Regions from separate parts of the Homo sapiens genome. Here region 2 is linked to region 1. A link is a loop called in an ENCODE intact Hi-C map of the cell type or tissue named here. Cell type or tissue: CD14-positive monocyte. All regions are shown on one strand. Links, peaks and the distances in the headings refer to the core of each region. The heading gives the core; the rest is flanking DNA. Region 1 overlaps KDM6B (lysine demethylase 6B). Region 2 holds the start of CD68 (CD68 molecule).

Region 1 (2,898 bases), core at 200-2,699:
ACGGGTTTCTGGTGAAAAGAGCCTTCCTTCCCGAAGGGGCAAGGTCGTTTGTTTGCATGGAAGCGCTTGGACCCTACAGGTCCCTGCGTGCCACTCTCCGCCAAGCCCTTGTGGTCGCTTGGGCCCCGCGGACCCTCTCCGCGGTTCACGTGGTATTACTGTCAGAACTCTCTCCTCACTAGAGGCAGCATCCTTTCCATCAGTAACCAAGCCAGGTACGGCGCTGAACTGTGGTCAAGTATGGCCCTCCGTGACTGCCCCCACCCGAGTACCGAGGCAGGGGCGGGGAGGAGACCCAAGAACCAGACGTGGAGGGGGAGCCGGGGAACCAGACAACAGAGGGGCAGATGCCTGCTTGGGAAGTGGTCCCGAGAGCGCCGCCAGTTACCAGGAAAGGCAGCTTCCCCTTCGGCGATGATGACACTTCCCCTCTGCCACTTCCCCTTTCCCACGGGGAACTGACTCAGCTTTCCCTAAGTCAGTGAGTGCCGTCCCTCCAGCTCCCTGCTCTTCCACCTTTATCCACAAAGCCCCACGCCAGCACCCAAGAATACAAAGCCCTCACTTGAAGACAAAACTTCCTGTACACTAAACACACACTCATTCTCGCCAGCCACCTCGGATCCTTGTCCGCACCCGGGACCCAGGCGCTGGACTCCTCACTCGCCCCCCCGCCCCCCGTACAAAGCCCTCCCTCGGGGTCTGATTCAGGCTTGGGGTGGGGGAGCGTGAGTCACCCAGAAAACCTTCCCCTCTTCCCACTGACTCAGCCCCCGCCTCCCTGAACACACACAGACACACAGTCAGAGGCAGACACAACTCCTCAGCCCACACACCGGCTCACCACCGGTCCCGCGGAATTTCCCCTCTCGTCTTCCCCCACGATGGCCCCTCCCCGTGCCGGGCAGCCCCGACGCGGCGCTTGCACCTGTTCCCCAGTCGCCGCCAGCTCGCGCTCCACTCTCACCTCCACTCTCGCTCTGGGGCAAGAATAGCCCTCCCTGACTCCCGGTGTCTATACTAACCAAGGGAAGGGAACCACGGACAGGCACAAAGACTGACACCCACAGACTCCTCGAAGACAGGCGAGAGGTAGACGCACGCGGCCAGAGCCAGGCTGGGAGATCGATATACTTCTGAGGCAGACATTCCAGCCTCTCCCGACCCGACCCACAACCTCGGGAGCCAGCGGCTCTGAAAGGGTTAATTCCGCTCCCGCCGAGGCCACACCCTCTCCATCCGGGCACTCCCGGCGAAGCCCAGCTCCGCCCCCTCCATCCGGGCCCTGGACTCGGGACTTTAACCGACCCCCTACCCCCCGCCCCCGCTGGAGCCCCAAGAGAGAACACTCCATCAATCACACCCACTTAACTCTCTCTGGGCTTGAGCCGAGGAGCCCCTCCGCGCAGCGCCGCAGCCGCGCGGGACGCGTGGTAAGAGGCCTGAAGTGCGCACGCAAACTCACGTGACGGCCAGAGACAAGAGCCCGCAGATAGGGTTTTACCTAGCCGGCAATCAGCGGGCATGCTGCGCGCGCGCCGAGGTGGGGCGGTCCAGGACCCTCGTCGCAACCCGCTCCCTGCCCGTCCTCATCACGCCTGGTGGAAGCGAGGGGTTACACGCTCGCTTCTTACCTGGGGGAGGGGGAGGCGGAGGGGAGGGCCGCCGGCTGAGGCTCCGCTGTGACTCAGCCACCCGGGCAGGCCGCCCGCCCGGGATTCCCTTCCCCAGCCTTCCCCCGGCTGCCGGCCCCTCCCCGCCCCCCACCGAGGAGTGACGGTGCCGGCCCCGGCCCGCTATGTGTCACTGCAGGCCTTGTGTCTGCCTCTGACTGGGCGCTGTGTTCACCAGTCTGTCTGACACGGTCGGCTGTGCGTGGGTCCCGGTGTCTGTCTCCGCGTGCACCTGCATATCTGCTCATCTTGTCTCCCTCTGTGCCTGTGTCTGACGCGTTCCTGTCATTATCCCTGTCTACATGACTCCGCGGGGCTGTCTCTGTCTGTGTGTCTGCCTAGCTCCTGTCTCGGTCTTTTGTCTGGGTCTGCCTCTGCATCACTAGCGTGATCACGTGTGTCTCCGCACATGCCCTTCTGTGTTTGCCTTCATGTTACTGAACAGAGTCGGGGCGACACTGGCGCAGGCCCACCCTCCTGACTCCTTGCTACACTCCTCTCGATCCTGACGTCTCGCTGGATCAGTGATCATTCTGTCTGAGTCAAGAATTTGGAGGTCTGTCTGCCTTCAATCAAGTTCTGTCCCATCCCTCGACATCCCTGCTTATCCTCAGAGCTCCCTGTGGCTCCCACTGTGGTGATAACTGCTAGCATTTTGTGAATATTTGTTACATGCCAGGCACTGTATTAAGTATTTTACAAGCATTTCTTTTACTCCTCCCCAAAACCTGACATAGGAGGTACTCTGATTACCCCCATTTTACAGATGAGGAAATTGAGGCCCAGAGAGGCTAGGTGACTTGGCCAAAGTCATTCTGCAAGTGAAGAATGAAAGAGCTAGGCTTCTTTCCAGAGCCACATTCTTACCACTCTTATGTACTGCCTCTGTCCTACTCTCCCTCCCTTGGTTTTATCCTCACAGGCCATCTCCTGGGTCAACCTTCCTTTCAGCTCTACCCATGTTACCATCCCCAATGTCTCACGTCCTCTAGAGGATAAAGTAGGAGGCTGTGCAGCAAATCTCAGAAGTCATAGGTTCTTCATAATGAAGCTCATTCAGTTAACATTATTCAACACAAATCCACCATGCACCCCAATGTGCAAAACATCAAGCAAAATAGTGAGAGACACATAGAAGAAAACAGTCCCACTCGAGAAACCCCATATGTAATGAGGAAGAACAACACAGAGAGAACTTAAGCCCCTGGCTTAGGGATTATCTTCC
Region 2 (2,898 bases), core at 399-2,898, 260 kb after region 1:
GAGGGAAGGAGTAGGTAGGTCTTACTTTGCCCAAAGACCCCTGTGTGGGGCAGCTGAGCAGCCTGGAGCCTCAGGGAGAGCAGGTCGAGGTGGACAGCTGGTGAAAGAATGATGCTCGAGTTGCTGCAACTGAAGCTCTGCCCCAGGGGTGCTTGGAGATCTCGAAGGGATGCATTCTGAGCCGAGAATGTCCACTCTGGAGGAGTGAGGAAGGGTCAGATCCTATCCACCTCCCTGGCCCCAGCTTAGTCCTTTCAGGAACCCTGGCGTCTAGTGGTAGCAATGAGAAAGGGAAGGAGGTTACTTACGTGCTGCGTGGGGGAAGGACACATTGTACTCCACCGCCATGTAGCTCAGGTAGACAACCTTCTGCTGGAGGTCCTGTGGGGCGAAGAGGAAGGCGCAGGTGGTATCCCTCTCCACAGAGGAAGGAGTAGCGTGTGGGATTGGGAGGGGAGGGGCGCCGGGAGGCTGAGTGAGGGGTGAGACTGAGGTCATGGCTATACCTGCATGAATCCAAAGCTGAGGTGTCCATAGGGGAATGAGAGAAGCAGGTGGGGATGGGCACCCTCACAGCTTCCCTGGACCTTGGTTTTGTTGGGGTTCAGTACAGAGATGCCCCAGGCCTGCGGAAGTTAAAGACTGGAAGGTCACAAGACTGCATGCGATGCCGGCCAAGGTTCCCTGTCCCCTCTTCCTTCTTCCCTCTGAGCCTATATCCAGTCCTGCCTCCCTCCCCTCTCATCCCCCAGTTTTAGCTTTACCTCTCCTCCACCCTGGGTTGTGTACATGACTCGAATCTGAATCTGGGCTTGGAGGTGGACACAGGGCTGGGAACCATTGGTCCACGTGTAGTCTCCAATGGTCTCCTTGGAGGTTGGGCTAGGACTCGGAGAGGGTGGAGGTGGTTCTGGGTGGGCAGAACTGGTGAATCCTGGGCTGGTGGCAGTGCTGTTGCTTGTTGGATGAACCGTGGCATTTCCATGACTAGTGGTGGCAGGACTGTGAGTGGCAGTTGAGGGTCCCTGGCTGGTGGCAGTGCTATTGCTTGTTGGATGAACTGTGACGTTTCCATGGCTGGTGGTGGTGGGGTTGTGAGTGGCAGTCGTGGGTCCGTGGCTGGTGGTGCCTGTGGTGGTTGTCCTGTGAGTGGTGGTTTTGTGGCTCTTGGTAGTCCTGTGGCTGGTTGTTCCAGTGCTCTCTGTAACCGTGGGTGTCACCGTGAAGGATGGCAGCAAAGTAGCTGATTTTTTGTGAGGACAGTCATTCCCTGTCCCCTGGGCTTTTGGCAGAGAGGAGATGGTTAGCAACCCAGGGCAGGCTCCCTCCCAGGGGCCCCCTCCCCTCAGCCTCCTTCCTCCTTACCTGCCAGTAGCCCCAGCAGGGCCCCCGAGAAAAGCACAGCCAGCCTCATGGCTGAACCGCCTCACCCAAAGTCCAGCTAGGCTGTCTGCACCAGTTGCTCAACCCTGCTCCCTCAGCCCTCTCTTGGAAAGGAGGAAATGAAAGTCTCACTTCCTGTACTGGAGATGATCCCACCCACAGCCTGACTCAGGGGCCTCAGCTCTAGCCACCTCTCTCTTAGTCATTAGTTTTTGTAATTAAGTTAGGGGACTGTTGGCCCTGCTTCATCAGGGCAAAGTCAACAGTGTCACATGGGTGCAAACGGAGTCCTAGGGCAGTTGATCCACAGGGATCCATGTGTCAAACTCAGCGAAACTTGCTTGGCAGTTGTGGCAAGTAGCTATGGGAACAGCTGAGGTACAGGCCCCTCCCTTGGTGGGGAAATCGGTTTCCACTCCTTTCCCCTGGACCTCTGGGCTGACCCCTGTACTACTTCCTCTTGGCTGAGGCATGTGAGGGGCTTGTGACCATCCACACCCAGCCCTTTACAGAGGGGCAGCACTCCAGTCAGCATTGTCATTCACAGAGCCGAGAACATGGCTTTCCAGCGTCTGAGAACTCAGATGGTGACAAGAAAGCAACAGCCCAAAGGTAACCATCTGCTGGGGAAGGGGGGAGCAGAGATGCACCCAGTAGCAGGTGGGAGAGGGAAGGGGAGGTAAGAAATGAGAAGCCCAAACAGGCAGTTTCCAAGTCATTTTATTCAGAATTTTGTGTTTGTTTCCTGAATCAATAAATACTATACAAAACAATGTAAAAATGGCTACCATTTTCTCTCCCCTGCTTCCCCCCACCTGGGGACAACCCCCTGGGCAACCTCACTTAGGGGTTTTAGGGGTTCTCCCTCCAGATTTGGTCCAGCAAATGAGGCTGAGTGACATAGTCCCTTGAATCACTTTCAAAGGAGCTCAGCTGAGGTGAGGAGAGCCTCTGGGATCTGGAGGTTACTAGGTTAGGGAAATGGATTAGTGTTTTTTTTTTTTTTTTGGGAGAAGAGCCGGCGCCTGGGGCAAGAGCCTACCCCAAAGAAAAGGGTGTCTAAAATGTTCACGGTTCCTTCTTTTGCCTCAAAAAGTGACATTTATTCAAAGAAAAAAAATGACAAGATGTCCATCCCTTGGCTCCCTTCCCTCCCCCCTCCTGCTGCTCCTCAGCCCCCAGAGATTGAGCCCTGGCTGGGGCTGGGTGGCAGGACAGCCCCTCAGATGAGGTCAGCAACATTGAGGGGCATTTCCTCAATGGAGGTGTTGTAGAAGGTCTCAATGTCTCGAAGAGTCCTCTTGTCTTCTTCTGTCACCATGTTAATAGCCACACCTTTACGGCCAAACCGTCCACCTCGACCGATTCTGGAAAACAAGGAAGGGGATGAGGAATATCAGGAGCTTTAAGCCCAGGGAGGGCCAGGTGTGAAGGGGTAGGGGAGTGTTCCAGATCTACGCTTACCTGTGGATATAGTTTTCCCTGTTGGTGGGAAGGTCATAGTTGATGACTAAA

The links. A loop is a pair of places that touch in the nucleus more often than their neighbours do. Peaks named below come from ENCODE experiments on the same cell type or tissue, not always from the same donor. Only the 100,000 strongest peaks of a DNase experiment are listed, where the experiment ranks them.
Region 2: it touches region 1 in a loop (7-fold over the local background); 23 of 110 quality-filtered maps call a loop at or near these places.

What each region holds. Positions count from the first base shown.
Region 1 is chr17:7,840,647-7,843,544 of GRCh38, reverse strand. The region is part of intron 2 of KDM6B (lysine demethylase 6B); the gene reads right to left. All of the region lies in intron 3 of LOC124904106 (translation initiation factor IF-2), which reads left to right. Among named protein-coding and RNA genes, the nearest start is that of KDM6B, 7.9 kb to the right of the region's middle. RefSeq lists an enhancer at 853-1,162 and a silencer at 1,693-1,852. In CD14-positive monocyte, for the core only: a CTCF peak has its summit at 1,697; DNase peaks (open chromatin) are centred at 434, 804 and 1,754; H3K4me3 peaks cover 2,500 bases; H3K27ac peaks cover 2,500 bases.
Region 2 is chr17:7,578,194-7,581,091 of GRCh38, reverse strand. EIF4A1 (eukaryotic translation initiation factor 4A1) reads right to left here. Exons shown (of 11, transcript NM_001416.4): 10 at 2,848-2,898; 11 at 2,086-2,750. The coding sequence ends at 2,606. It overlaps CD68 (CD68 molecule), which reads right to left and starts at 1,454. Exons shown (of 6, transcript NM_001251.3): 1 at 1,366-1,454; 2 at 765-1,282; 3 at 507-626; 4 at 309-381; 5 at 26-196. The coding sequence starts at 1,414. SENP3-EIF4A1 (SENP3-EIF4A1 readthrough (NMD candidate)) reads right to left here. Exons shown (of 22, transcript NR_037926.1): 21 at 2,848-2,898; 22 at 2,086-2,750. RefSeq lists enhancers at 560-629, 730-789 and a silencer at 2,265-2,453. In CD14-positive monocyte, for the core only: no CTCF peak of the experiment used is centred there; DNase peaks (open chromatin) are centred at 661 and 1,631; H3K4me3 peaks cover 2,500 bases; H3K27ac peaks cover 2,500 bases.